2 separate regions of the Homo sapiens genome follow, and region 1 is linked to region 2. The links are chromatin loops, found by intact Hi-C in ENCODE. Cell type or tissue: endothelial cell of umbilical vein. All regions are shown on one strand. Each heading gives the region's core, and the rest is flanking DNA. Links, peaks and the distances in the headings are about the cores only. Region 1 overlaps BCAT1 (branched chain amino acid transaminase 1). Region 2 overlaps DNAI7 (dynein axonemal intermediate chain 7).

Region 1 (12,680 bases), core at 4,980-7,479, 300 kb before region 2:
ATGCCTCACACCAGAGTGGTACATTTGCTGAAATTAATGAACCACATTGACATACCATTATCACCTGAAGTCTAGAGTTTTCATTAGTGTTCATTCCTGGTGTACATTCTATGGGTTTGGACAAATCTATAACGACATTTACGCACCATTATGACAGTTAGGTTTTTAAGCCAGGTCTTTCTGACTTCAAAGCTTGTACTCTTAAATGCAGAATCAGAATGCAAGGAAAAAAGAAAAAACTAAGAGAGATAATTTGTGTGTGTGTGTGCACGTGTGCATGTGCAAGAGAGAGAGAAAAAGAGAGAAAGAGAGAGAGAGTGACAGAAAGCCTTATTCCTCCCAAATTAACCAAGGAATCACCTGGAACTAAAGCTGTTTCTACAGTGCAAGACCTTTCTCTAGCTCAGTGCTTCTCAAGCTTGGCTGCATGCTAAAGAATCCTGATGCTCAGTCTCTGCCCTAGATTCACTTAGATAGAAAGCAGAAAGTTCTTGACTTTATGAGACTCAATAGTTATTTAATAATACCAGTTGACTACAGGTGTCAAGGGTAACTGTTGACTTAATTAGGTTTACAGATGTAATAATACACAAAACTAAAGTTGACTCCAAATGTCTTTGCCAACTCAACAGGATAATATTAAATGCGGAATATTTTGTTCCCCTTGTACCTCTCCAGGTCAGAAGCATAGGAGGAGACGGCCCTAGAACTTTTTGGAAGTGATAGGCATATAGGTTAAATGCCCATCCTTTTGGTTACCACCTTCCCTCTTGCCATTTTTAATTTATGAGTTCAATACTTTCTTCTCCGGTCTCTTCCTTTCCTAAGAGATTTCAAGTCAATTTCCATGGATCATAGTCCACCTGAGCCTAATGAATCAAATATTTTTATAATAGATTTTATTATTTTAGAGTACTTTTAGATTCACAGAGAAATTGAGCAAAAGGTAACAGAATTCCCCTATTATACCCCTTCCCGAACACCCTCTCAGTTTTTCTTCTTATTATCATCTTGCATTAGTGTGGTCCACAAGTCCACAGTTTACATTAGGGTTCACTCTGTGTGGTACTGAAAACATTAATTTTTAACTGGCCTACAGTGATCATGTATTCTGCAATAGTGCATTAAATCATTGTTTACAAAATAAATTACAACCTGCCCAAATACCGGTTAATAAAGATTGCCCTGCAATTTCTGTGTCCCCAGGTTATCTTTTTCCTAAACAGGTCGGGGAGCTAGAAAGCAATATTTTAAACAGGGAAACTTTTTCCTTATTACTTTTCATCAAGACTGTTTATTTACTCTCTATATATGGTATATATATGGTATGCAGTGGTACATAGGCACATGCTCTGCGAAGAAGTTTGAACCAGTAAAAAAAGAAATCAAGAGTCAAAAAAAGGAGTTTTCAACCTGGCTAGCCTAGGACACAGGAAGGTGTGCTCTAAGCCAGAAGGAGAATAGACTTCCTAGTTTTAATGCACTCCATTTGGATTTCTCTACCCATTGAGGGAATGCAGTTGCTAAAGTTGCCAGTGGGGATGACTTTTATAACCGTTCTTTTTTAATTTGGGTAGGTGAGGAGAGAAAAGAAAAAGGAAATACAGCAAGACTACAGAGGGGTCAAAGCCAGTGGTCATTGCCTCTAATACCCCAGCAGCACGTCATGTGACTCTCCCCTGCCTCCTGGACCTAAATGTCCTACCAGGGCCCACAAGACTGCCATGGAGTCACCTTCTAGGACAGCTGCTGCCCTGAGTATGCAAACAGCACCATTTGATACATGCAAAGCAAGAACCCATGCTGCTTAAACCAGTTATTCTCGTTCACCCATAGGGGCATTCCCAACTCATGGCCAAGTCCACCCCTGAAATCGTCCAACACTTTTCAAATGCTCTTTTATTTCCTGCCAGCTACATATGGCCTATGAGACTGGCCTGACAGAGCCAAAGCAGGGCTGTCCCGCAGCCAGTTGGCAGCAGGTGTGGCCACAATCTGTGGCAATGAAGACAGCACTTCAGTGAAGCGGGCACCTTCCCCAGACATGACTCCCTGGAGCCAACTGAGAGCCTGGGTCCCAGGACCAGATGCTTTTTAATGCCAGCCGTCAGCCTGCAGCCAGAGACCAGCGCCCAGGGGAAGTTTATCCAAAGCACCGATGTGATGCTTGTTGTAGTTTCTTACTTCAGTTCTTCCCTAGATATCATATCCAGTGTTTCTCCCTTACAAAGGGCCATGGGCTATCCTTTAAACTAGCACATCTAAAAGCGAGGGCACTGAATTCATACTGCGTTTATATAGGAAAAGCTACTACAGCTGGCTTGCTGAAAGATTAAACTGAAAATTAACCATGAAACACAATGAGCATTAAAGTTTGAAAAGTATTATATGTGTTCATACTGAAGTGAAATGGCACTAACTAAATGGTCATGAAGGTGTCTTTCCTTTAGACAGAGACACAGATTTACTTACCCTCCCATCTTGCAGTCCCCAGTTCCACCTTTCCAGGCTCTTACATACTTGGGATTGGCCCACAGGGACACTGGATTAAAGGTTCCACTTGAAAAATAAGGTCCCACTGGGCTCAAGAGTACAAAGAGCAGGGCTTTGGTAGGCTTCTTGACTCCAAGAGAAGGCTGCAACAAAGTAGAAGTACATACAACTGTAACTTAAAATGTGGACACCAGTCTTAAAGTCTAGAATAGATTTATATCTGTCTCCCAGAAGAAGCCATCGAATTACAGGAGCTATTACCATACTTTTAAAATTGAGTTACACAAAGCCTAGTGGTTTTTAAGAAGGAAATCCTGAGAATGGAGTACATACATTTCATTTTGCTTTGCTTTCTGAGTTGTTAGGATTTTAGCAAAAAAGCTAGATTTGTCCATTTTTGCGTGTTAGTAGGGTTTTGGAGGACAGACATATTTCTAACAACTATCTATATAACACCTTTCAAGGTTGCATGATTGGGAATTGAGAAAGGGGAGAACCTAGACATGGTTTTAGGCTTTGGGGGGTAAAATATAATATTTACTTCTCTAACTCATCCTTCTGTTTCATAGCCTAAGTGACTGCTTCAGGACATGGCAGGGTCTTCAGCAGGTGGTAGGTGCAGGCGAATGTGTCATTAGCACACCTGCCCACATCAACTAGCAGGTAGCAAGAGTGCAATTTCAACAGAGGGATAAGTACTGTTAAATCAAGTTTAGCCTACAGCTGCCTCATTACATTTTAAGCTCAGCTTAAAGGTTTCTTTGCACATCATGAACTATAACCTAAGTGGACATTATAAACAGATGGTAGCCTACTCTTGTGCCAATTACTGAGTTTTGGCCAATCAAACGTGGCCAACTGTTCAAACCATGTTCAAATAAGGCAAACGCTGAGTTATAACCAATTCAGCTGTTTCTGAATCTCTTTTCTGTTTCCTGTATGTCACTTTCCTTCCTCTGTCCATAAATCCTCTTCCACCATGTGGCTGCACTGAAGTCACAGGGACTACTCTGGATGGGAAGGCTGCCCGAATTGAGAATGGTTCTTTGCTCAATTAAAAACTTTTAAATTTAATTCAGCTGAAGTTTTTTTATTTAACAATATCTTCAAAAAAACAGGGAATGAATGACTTATAAATAACAAAGATAGAAGACCATCTTTCCCACAAACACTGTAAAGCCAGAAGCCCACAATGCAAAATCATGCCAATTCCTCCATCACAAGAGCAGTTATAAATAATTAGGGTTCATTGTTTATTAAGGAAGAAAACTGAGAGACCCAACGTTTTGAAGGCTACATATTAAGGTAGAAATGATCACTGGGCTATCCTCAGCAATATAAGACCACATGAAGTAAAAAAACAAGGCAGGACTCTTAGGTTAAGAGCTTCGGGATATAAACCACTTGTGTCCAATCTTCACTAGAGCCTGGTCTACCTGGATAGGAATGGGGATCTGTCAGGAGAAGAAAGAGAATCTTTACAATAGAAGACTCAACTTCAGCTGATTTTGTGGCTTTGTAATGTTTCTGGAGGGATATTTTTATCTGAACTTCAATTAAACTTCCCCTTACTACCCATTGCCCCACCATCCCTCACCCACTGCTCAACACTCAGATCACCAAAATCAGGCAGGTAAAATATTCATGAGCACAAAAAAATGTGTTTACACAAGCACACACCAATGCCATCTGAAAGGCATGTCACCTTAGGAAATGGGAAGGTAATTTCATTAGCATTCCATGGGAACATGACGACCAAAGGGCCTGGGTGGCCACAACAAACCTATGATGGTTGATGGAAGACTATGTTAGAGAAATCCGTCAGCAAGCAACAACAGGTTTTGATTGTTAGCTTGTGTTTGTTCTTTAACAGAGACTGAAGATTAAAGGAGGACCATCCTACCAGTAAAGGATAAAGCGCCTTAAAGCTTCATTTGCCTTTTTGGGTTTCATTGTTTGGGAGGAAAAACCTAAGCATAATACACACACCCGCTTTTCTTCCCAGCTACGATAAAACTTAACCATCTTATCTCTGCACTTTTATTTAACCTCTCAGTTAAGAAATGACACCTTCATTTCATGGGTGCCTTGAAGCAGAACATGTTAGATTTTTTTAACAAATCCTATGATACGGTTTGGATTTGTGTCCCTGCCCATATCTCATGTCAAATTGGAGGAGGGGCCCAGTGTGAGATGATAGGATCGTGGGGGTGAATTTCCTCCCTGCTGTGCTTGTGAGAGTGAGTGAGTTCTCCTGAGATCTGATGGTTTAAAAGTGTGTGGCACTTCCCCTGTGCTCTCCCTCTCCTGCTGCCATGAGAAGGTCCTTGCTTCCCTTTCACCTTCTTCCACTGTATGTTTCCTGAGGTCTCCCAGTCATGCTTCCTGTTAAGCCTGCAGAACTGTGAGTCAATTAAACCTCTTTTCTTCATAAATTACCCAGTCTCAGGTAGTTCTTTATAGCAGTGTGAAAATGGACTAATACACCCTAGTGATGAGGAATTTAGAGAAGCTTCTTAACATAATTTAGAGATATAATATGCTGGCATCATCTCAATAATTTACCTAGCTTCTAAGTTTCTGAATAGAATAGCTTATTTGTGGACAAACTAATAGCATTTTAATAGCTATCACAAAAATGGCTGGGACTTTTTTCACTCCAAACTAATGTATTTTATGCAAACTACATTATACTAAAAGAAGTAACAATAACGTGTTATGAAAATTTTTTCCTGAAATAAATTTCCCCTGGTTCATTTTCTTCTCCTGATTTTGACAGGTAAATTTGCATTTTATTCCACTAGGTGGTAGTATACAGAGCACAGATAGAAAATGGAATAATTCTGTACATTAAATCCATTTGTAGAAAAAAGGTCTTGATAAACCTCTAAGTAATATTTTTATTCTTAGCAAGCAGGTAAATTATAGACTATAACTTTTCAATGCTGAGAGAAAATGTGTTTATGTATACTAATACTTTATTTTCTGCAATTTAACCAAGGTCAATTCATGTTTTACAAGTACTTCAAGTACTGGTGTTGATCACAGACTAGTCACCTTCATCCTCAAATGATTACTTACACCAATTCATTGTCTTTTCATGAATAAAACTGTGATTTCACTGAAAATGGTCACAGTGCTTTAAGACAATGAATAAGATCTAACACTAGGCAGAAAGAGAGGAAGAGAGCTTTATGATTGGGTCTGTTTCTATGCTTAGGAGTCATTATTTTTTTCTATGTTTCAATTATCCCTTCTAGCCTGAAAAGCAATCTAAATTCTGTGCTACTGTTAAGAGTATTTTATTATGAACTGTTATACAAAAAAAGGTAACTGCACTCATATGTTTATCACAGCCCTGTCCACAACAACAAAGACATGGAATCAACCCAGGTGACCATCAATGGTGGACTGAATAAAGAAAATGTGATACATATAAACCATGGAATACTATGCAGCCATAAAAAAGAATGAACTCATGTCATTTGTAGCAACACAGCTGCAGCTGGAGTCTCTCTATCCTAAATGAATTAACACAGAAACAGAAAACCAAAATATCACACGTCCGCACTTATAAGTGAGAGCTAAGCATTAGGTACATATAGACACAAAGATGGGAACAATAAACACTAGGGATTCCAAAAGAGGGGGAGGGGAAAAGTGTTTAGAAATACTACCTATAGTGTACTACGTTCACTACTTGGGCAATGAGATCCTTAGAAGCTAAAATCTTTGTATCACAACATATACCCATGTAACAAACTTGCACATGTAACTCCTGACTCTCACATAAATTTTTTTTAATTAAAAAAAGTCAATTAACTTGTTTCACACAAGAGTATTTTATTATATAATATTAAACAACTACAAGCAAAATCCCACGATGATAAGTTCAGTCATCTGATTAAATAAAGCAAAAGCCACATAAATAATGAGAACATATGGATGACAATAGCTGATGAATTGTGTGAGTCAATTTCGATGAGTCACATTCCTTATAAACACTTTAACACTTTGGCTTTTTACTCTACTAGCTTCCTGGAATATTCAAATACATGAGGAATTAAAAGGGGCTTTAAAAAAAAACATGAAAAATGAGAAACATAAAATTTCAAATGCAGCATATTTAACTTCTCAAGAGACCACATTGACTTTGAAGCTGAAATGATGATGTGTTTAAAAAAATAAAGACTTTTTTTACTTCACGAGCTATACCTCACAAATACATGGCAAATACATATACAAGGGTTTTTAAATACATGGATATGTTGCATAGAAGGACAAGACACTGAGTGTGATGGAAAATAAAAAGACATGTCACAGAGAAAATCATCACTTTCCTCTGATCAGTCAGAAATTACTTTATCAAAAGGCAGGATTTCAGAGGTGATTTGAATGACGGCAGGAAAGAGCTCAGTGAGCTGAGAAGAGTACTATTAGCCTATGTTTTGGCCTAGAAGCCAGAGAGGCACAGCAGCATGTGCAGGCTTGAGAATAATTCTGCCTAGGCAAGGCAGATGAGAGGCAGAAGAAATAAGATAATTGGAAAAGACAGAAGAACATTTTTCCTAAAGCAAGACAATTTTTTTTTTAATTTGAAGAGTAGCCTGTTTTCTTTTTTAAAAAACTACTGCCAGTTGTTTTGAAAGAAGTTTAAATTGTTAAAGGGGAAAATAGTAAAGAATACTGGACTAAGGGGTGCTTCAAGGGAGAGCTCAGCGGTCCATACAGGGCTTGAATGCTGTGAGGGTCAGGAAAGCGAGGGCACTGAATTCATACTGTGTTTATATAGGAAAAGCTACTATAGCTGGCTTGCTGAAAGATCAAAAAATAATAATAACCCCCAATAGTATGCATTGCTTTTTGGCTCCAAAATATTTCACTGTCATTATCTCATACAACAGAACAATTCAAAAAGTTATAATTCCTATTTTTAGGTTGAGGAAACTGAGGCTTCAAACAATTTGCCCAAATGTCATGGTTATTAAGTTCTAGTTCTTCTCCTCTTAATCCAGAGTTATTTCATACTTTACCAAAGCTTGAAAAAAATATTAATAAAGTACCCAAGATCTCCTTACTTTAAGAGAGTTCCAACTGGTATCTAGCTTTCTTCCCGCTGAGCCTTCACCCATAGTGAGACACAGCGGGGATACCTCTTAGGGACCTGCTGAGTGCCCCCCGCCCCTGAGCATAAAAATAAAGGAACAGCTTGAGTTCCTTCAAGAGAAAGTCCAGTCATCCTGCTAGCCTTGAGAAGTAAATGAGCAACTCGATAAGCAAAAAGGGAAACAGTAGCTTAAAATAATCACCAAGGAGGTCAGAGTCAGAAGATGTTTGGTTTCCTATAGAAACTAAAGATAACATCTTAACAGATGTTCCAGAGTTGTTTTTCAGAACCTGGATCACCATCATATGGATCCTCCAGACCACAGATAACGAGGGAACTGAGACAACTCTGGACATACTGGCTATGAGGTAGCCCTGCTCCGCAGGAGCAGTTAAAAAAAAAAAAAAAGAAAGAAAAAAAAAAGAAAAGGAATTGAGGACTGAATTATCACCATTCTTTGTTTTCCATTTTGTTTTTTTAGATGGAGTCTCAAGTCTCGCTCTCTTGCCCAGGGTGGAGTGCAGTGGCGCAATCTTGGCTCACTGCAACCTCCACCTCCCAGGTTCAAGCGATTCTCCTGCCTCAGCCTCCTGAGGAGCTGGGATTACAGGCGTGCACCACCACACCCGGCTAGTTTTTGTATTTTTAGTAGAGATGGGGTTTCACCATGTTGGCCAGGCTGGTCTCAAATCCCTGACCTCAAGTGATCCACCCTCCTCAGCCTCCCAAAGTGCTGGGATTACAGGCGTGAACTACCACGCCTGGCACCATTCTTTGTCTTAAATTTCTTTCTGAGAAGTCTGGAGGAAGTCCGCCCATGGGCCAGACCTAACATTCCTTTCTGCTGATTCCATCTTTATTTTTTTTCTTTTTCTTTTTTTCTTTTTTATTTTTTTTAGAGACAGAGTCTTGCCATGTTGACTAGGCTGGTCTTGAAATCCTGGCCTCAAGTTACCCTCCTTCTTCAGCCTTTCAAAGTGCTGAGGTTACAAGCATGAGCCACCACACCTGGCCTGCTGATCCCATCTTTAGACAAATATCCCCTTCCTTAAACAATGTGCAAATCAGAAAATATTTGGATTTACCTGTAACCTGTAAGCCCCTACTTCAGGATATCCCACCTTTTTAGGCCAAACCAATATATGGCTTCCATGTGTTGATTGATGCCTTTGCCTGTAACCTCTGCACCTTACATGTAAGCCACTGTGGAGTTCAGGTCTTAAGCATGAGCTCCCTGATTCTGTTTGCTTCTTGACCTGCAAATAAACACCCTCCTTTCTCCCACTGTAAAACCCCGGTGTGGATGATAGAGCTTACTGCACTGGGTGAAATAGCCTTCACCCTCTACACACCCCACGCTCAAACCATACTGAACCCCTTCCATTGCTCCTCACTTTCCTACTTCCATATGCTCTACTGCACTACTTCCTCTGCCTGGAACACTCTCCTTCCAATGCCCTCCTATTATGGGTTGAATTGTGTCCCTAAAATTCCTATGTTGAAATCCTAACCCACGGTGTGACTGTATTTGGACATCGGGCCTTTAAAGAGGTAATTAAACTTAAATGAAGACATGAAAGTGAGGCCTTAATCCATAGGCCTGCTGTCCTTATAAGAAGAGGAAAAGACACCAGAGATAGCTCCCTTGGCCAGATAGAGGAAAGGCCCAGAGAGGACATAGGGAGAAGGTGGCCATCTACAAGCCAGGAGAGCTCTTACCAGAAATCAGCTTTACAGGCACCCTCATCTTGGACTTCTAGACTTTGGAGCAGTGAGAAAATAAACACCTGTGGTTGAAGCTGCCTAGTCTGTAATATTCTATTATGGCAGCCCTAGCTAGCCACAGGATAGAATGCAGGCCTAGGAATCCTACAAATCTGGTCTTCAAGCTGGCCCGCAAACTGGTCAGTTACAAACTTTTCTGCAGGTCCCTGAAACAAAAACTGGATGAAGTTTCCCTCTCGTCTTGTTTTATGTCCTTGAAAGCTTGACCTTGTAACCACGTGGGGGTACTTTCTCCTGATCTCTGCCATCCAGAGGGTGTGAATTTTGGGGTTCCTGTCAATTAGTCCTAAAAATTATCTTGAGCAGTTAAAAGCCTTTGCAAGCTCAAAATTGGCTGCTCTAGGCTCCTTCTCGGAGGAGCAATGGAGACTGTGCAGTACTGCAGCTCAGTAACTAAGGCTTTGCTATTTCACAGTGGTGGCCTGGATTCAATTCCTAGCTTCGGGAATGAGTCCTTTCTGGTTTGATATCTATGTGACCTTTGCCATTTATTAATTATCTTCCCCTCATGAACAACTTCTGACTCCCTGTCTTGAATCTTCCTTTCTCTGAGCTATGTTTGGAGGTTCCAGATCTTGTAAAAACTGCTTACCACCTCTTTGAAAATACCTCCCACACCTGTGGTTAAATCATAACCTTAGTTAAGGCTTATTGGTTTCACCTGGGAGGTTACTTTTGGTAAAGTTCAAAAGCCAGAAATATTAGCTGTTTGTCCTGGCTAGAGTCTGATAATAAGAGATTTGGTTAAAAGTCAGCTTAATTAAAAGTGATGTCCAAGATTATCTATCTATCTATCTATCTGGCAGGTTTTATATTGATTTTTTTCTAGATAAAAGTTTTTTCTTCTCAGTCAACTGAATTGTTTTTCTCATTTTGTTTTCTTGCCACTCTTGATGCCCACATTGAGAGGACCTAAGATCATTTCTAACAGCCTGGGCTTCCTTAGAAAAAACTGAGGGAGCACCACAGGCTCCATTTTGGGAAAAATCTGTTTTCCTCATGGAACCCCAGGAATTGAAGGCAAGCAAATCCCTCTCAAAATCCAAGGCATTGCTCTGATTTGCATTGTGTTACCTAATGTTTTTTACTTGTAGGGGTATCAGAAATTACTTTGCATTATGGGAGAGCTTTTAACCTTGGTGTGTAATAACTAGGCAGGAAATATGCTTTAAGGGAAGGCTAATAGCAGTTATAGGGGAATACCCCACTCTGTGCACGTTTGGATCAGAGAAGCATGCTCTTGGCCACCTAGAAGGTATGGAAACATTCTTCTACACCTTCCAAAACTCCCAGAGGGGATGGGCTGATTCCCTCTTTTTGGGATCCAGAATCCAATATAAAAATGAGATCTGTAATTTTGGGGAATCTGTTTTGCCTTCTAACTGCACCTGTTTATTAGGCCCCAGAAACTGCATGTTTTCCCGGCTCTGTCCCCACACGTTGCTCCACCCTGAAGCCAGTAATCCAATTAAGATTCTTAAAAGCTGGCAAATGAAAAAATTAACAGCTACTGGGTCTTCTGTCTGTGTATTTTTGTGTGTTGTATGTGTGATATGCATAGAAAAGAGCTCTAATTAATTGGCTTGAAAAATAAGCACTTAAATTGAATATTTTGTCAGAAAAATAAAAACTTTAACACCTTTTAATTCATGGGACTTTAATAATCTTTGGGAAATAAAGAGAATCAAATATATTGGTAAAATAAAAATGTCTTCAAAATTTAGACATCTGGTCTAAATTAGGTCAGATTAAATTAGATTTGCTGAATGCTTCAATGCCATAAACTGCTTCTTTAACTTGATAATTGTTCAACTCACCTGCTTTGGAGCCATTAGATTCTAGGTAGGGCCTGGGGACATGTGGAGTTGGCCATGCCCCCTAGCTATGCTGGAAAGACTCAGACCTTATCTGCACTTCTGTCTGGCGTCCTAGGCTCCACACCTGGTACATAATTAAAACCACTTATTTATCAGACTTTTCACCAAATATAAAAGTTGCTAAGAGTTAACATTGTAGCACATGTAATTGAGGCTACCAGAGAAACAGTGTTACCTGCAAGGCGTGTAAGGAAAATAGAATGTGTTTTTGGTAAAAGATTATAAGAAGGCATGGGAATGTGGTCTTATTGCCTAGTTTACAGAGTTAAAAGACTGTTTTAAGTTACATAGGATAAAGCTAAAGGTTTGAGTAAGTTGTGGGAGGTCAGTGAAAATTAATCTTGTAAAAGAAATTCTGTGTGTTAAAATATTAGCTAAAGTTAAAGGGTATTATTCAGTTTTTCCATAAATAGAACATTGGAATAAAAGCACAACAGGGTTTTCTTAGAGCATTAATCTGCTCTTTAACAACAACAAAAAAAAATTGTAAAGGACTACAAAAGGTTTATGAGAATCTTATCTCATGGTAAAATTGATTAAGATTGAATAATTTGTCTACAAGGTTTTCTTAAGAATTGGATTTGACATTCATTAATGCAAAGATGAAATTTGGCTTTCTCTCTTGAACAAAATTTTCATGTAATATTAAAAGATCATGGAAGATTTTTGTTTGCCTTTTGAATAAACAACAAAATAAAGAAGAAAAAGTGAGACATTGTTTGGAAAGCTGTCTTCCCTCTATCAATGAGTAAAGGATTTTGCTTGCTGGGCGCAGTGGCTCACGCCTGTAATACCAGCACTTTGGGAGGCTGAGGCGGGTGGATCACGAGGTCAGAAGATGGAGACCATCCTGGCTAACATGGTGAAACCCCGTCTCTACTAAAAACACAAAAAAATTAGCCAAGCGTAGTGGCGGGTGCCTGTAGTCCCAGCTACCCCGGAGGCTGAGGCAGGAGAATGGTGTGAACCCGGGAGACGGAGCTTGCAGTGAGCCGAGATGGCGCCACTGAACTCCAGCTGGGCGACAGAGCCAGACTCGTCTCAAAAAAAAAAAAAAAAAAAAAGGATTTTGCTTTTGGAAAATCTTTGTATTATCATTTTGGCTAAATAAATGACTTTACAGTGACCTGGGATTCGATTTTATAATATCAAGTGTTTTAAATCTTTGATATTTGACAAACTTTCCAAAATCAAATTCTATATTATGCCTTTTCCTGATCTGGTCAATACTTTAGATATGAGGTCCCCTTAAGTCCAAAAATGACATATTTGGCTTACTTGGTATATTAAAATCATACAGGAAGCACTGTCAAATATGAAATGGTGTTTAGCTTTCTTTGAGTTGTATTTGTATAAATATGTTATTGGTATGTGCTCCAAAATTATGGGAAACTCCTAAATTCTGATATGACTTAGTT
Region 2 (2,500 bases), core at 1-2,500:
ATTTGTAATAGCCAGTTTATAGGAAAATGCATAAATACCTACATTTAGCACTACTTTACTCTTCTCAATCACTTCCTCAAAAGTCTCATTTGTTTTCTCTTTCCACAAACTAATAAACGTGTTCATTTCTTGGGCTACTGAAGGATCAGGACTCCCATCACATTGAATGTAGTGCTTCCACTGTGGAATAAAAATGTTTAAAGGTTCACATTGATGAAGATTCAACCAAAGATTAAATGACTTCTTTTTTGAAGGTGAATTTTTATAACCTAGTTTAACCAACTTAGATAAAAACATGATGGCTTTAACCAGTAACTTGAGAGAGCTCTAAAATAACCAAGTTCTTCTTTATCCAAGTAACTTCTAATCCTTAATATTCAGATACATAGAAGCACTAAAATACTTTCACATTTTTATTTTTAAAGCATTATTTATAAGTAGTTTTGTTTTGCTTAGTTTTCCTCTCTAATCATAGAGCTGCTTATTTGCAAAGGCCAACACTTAGGCTAATTTCTACTTCCCAAGTTATTACTAATGTCTAGTTGCCACTGGCATTTTAGTAGAAGGCCTTCCATTCATTTTGTAGTTTATGCAAATTTCACATTTGTAATCATATTGTACTGTACTTAGAATTTTTCACTTGATTATACCACAATCTTTAGCCATATTATAATAGTTTTTCATTTTTCTCCTGATATTCACCTATATTATTTCCAAAGTTATGCAGTTTTGAGCAAGACTAGATTGCCTTAAGCACAAAGCTTTTACGTTTTAATTTAGCATAATTTCCCTAAGTATACATTCCCAGCAATTGAGTCAGAGTCAAAGAATATAAACATTTCAAGGACATTATTACTGACAAATAGCTTTCTACAAAGTTATGTTAGTTTACTTTGCCATAAGCAATCAATTTGTCAGATGAGAGGGTTTTTTAAAACAGAAAAATTTAGTTTCTTTTCTTGGCATCAAAATTGGACTACACCTCCCTCTTGTGGTGACAAAGGTATTAGCTAAAAAAGAGAAATCAGTCCTACCTGAGAAAGCAATTTAGTTTCCTGTTTCAATTTCTCTGCTTCAGGAAAACACCTCTCTAATAAATAAAGTTCTTCAAGTTCTTCATTTCTCCTTTCTAGATCCTGTTGCACAAGGACAGATACATTGATCAGCTCTTTAATTTTAACTTTATGTTTCACAAGTAGCATCTAAAACTGACGTGGCTAAATATATAACTGCAGTTTCAAAATGAATATTAAAATTAGTTTGAATATAACTGATATCTCCAAAAGGTTTCATCTGAAACAGTGGCTTACAAAGTGTGATCTACAGACTCTTGATGGGTACCTAAAACCTGGGATCTGTGAGGTCAAATCTATTTCCATAATAATACTAACATTATTTGACTTTTTCATCGTGTATCTATTTGCACTGATTGTGCAAGATGGTGTGAAAGTGCTGATGTCTTAGCACAGATCAGACAGTGACCCCAAACTGTACTACTTCTAGGGGGAGAGGTGAAGGGAAGGAGCCAGCTTCACAAAAGAATGCCCGGATGGATGGGTGCAGTGGCTCACGCCTGTAATCCCAGCACTTTGGGAGGCTGAGGCAGGCGGATCACTTGAGGTCAGGAGTTCGAGACCAGCCAACATGGTGAAACACCATCTCGACCAAAAATACAAAAATTAGCCGGGTATGGTGGCGTGTGCCTGTAATCCCAGCTACTCAGGAGGCTGAAGGGGGAGAACTGCTTGACCCTGGAGGCAGAGGTTCCACTAACCCAAGATCGCGCAACCGCACTCCAGCCTGGATGACAGGGCAAGACTCTAAATCACGTTACAAAAAAAAAAAAGAATGCCCTGATGAAGAGGTGAAAATTATTAATTGTATTAAATCTGAACCCTAAGTACATGTCTTTTTAATAGCCTGTTGGATAAAATGGGAAGTCAGCATAAAGCTCTTCTGCTGCATATCGAATGACAATACTGTCTTGAGAAATATCACTTGTGCAATTATTTGACTAATTTGGTAGACATTCTCTCAAAAATGAATGAATGGAGTGTGTCACTTCAAGGATACAACTCAAAATATCTGTTGCCAATGACAAAATTCAAGCTGTCAGGCAAAAATTCAAATTTTAGAAAACTTGTATCTATCACTGTAAGCTTGAAAGTATTCCGATCTTTAAAAACTTCTGATTTGGGCCTGGCGTGGTGGCTCACATCTGTAATCTCAGCACTTTGGGAGACAGAGGTGCATGGATCACAAGGTCAGGAGAGTTCGAGATCAGCCTGGCCCCATCTCTATTAAAAATACGAAAATTAGCCGGGCGCGGTGGCGGGTGCCTGTAATCTCTGCTACTCGGGAGGCTAAGGCAGGAGAATCGCCTGAACCTGGGACGTGGAGGTTGCAGTGAGCCGAGATTATGCCATTGCACTCTAGCCTGGGTGACAGAACAAGACTCTGTCTCAAAAAAAAAATGAAAAAATCTTCTGATTTGGTTGGT

Evidence for each region. A loop is a pair of places that touch in the nucleus more often than their neighbours do. Peaks named below come from ENCODE experiments on the same cell type or tissue, not always from the same donor. Only the 100,000 strongest peaks of a DNase experiment are listed, where the experiment ranks them.
Region 1: a loop joins it to region 2, with 2.5 times the contacts of the local background. A loop is called at or near these places in 3 of 110 quality-filtered maps.

Annotation. Positions count from the first base shown.
Region 1 is chr12:24,847,314-24,859,993 of GRCh38, forward strand. BCAT1 (branched chain amino acid transaminase 1) reads right to left here. Exons shown (of 11, transcript NM_005504.7): 6 at 2,473-2,636. Among named protein-coding and RNA genes, the nearest start is that of BCAT1-AS1, 34 kb to the left of the region's middle. In endothelial cell of umbilical vein, for the core only: no CTCF peak of the experiment used is centred there; DNase peaks (open chromatin) are centred at 5,418 and 6,478; H3K27ac peaks cover 2,500 bases.
Region 2 is chr12:25,154,277-25,156,776 of GRCh38, forward strand. DNAI7 (dynein axonemal intermediate chain 7) reads right to left here. Exons shown (of 16, transcript NM_018272.5): 5 at 1,035-1,136; 6 at 43-180. Among named protein-coding and RNA genes, the nearest start is that of DNAI7, 40 kb to the right of the region's middle. In endothelial cell of umbilical vein, for the core only: a CTCF peak has its summit at 1,000 (motif pointing left); no DNase peak of the experiment used is centred there.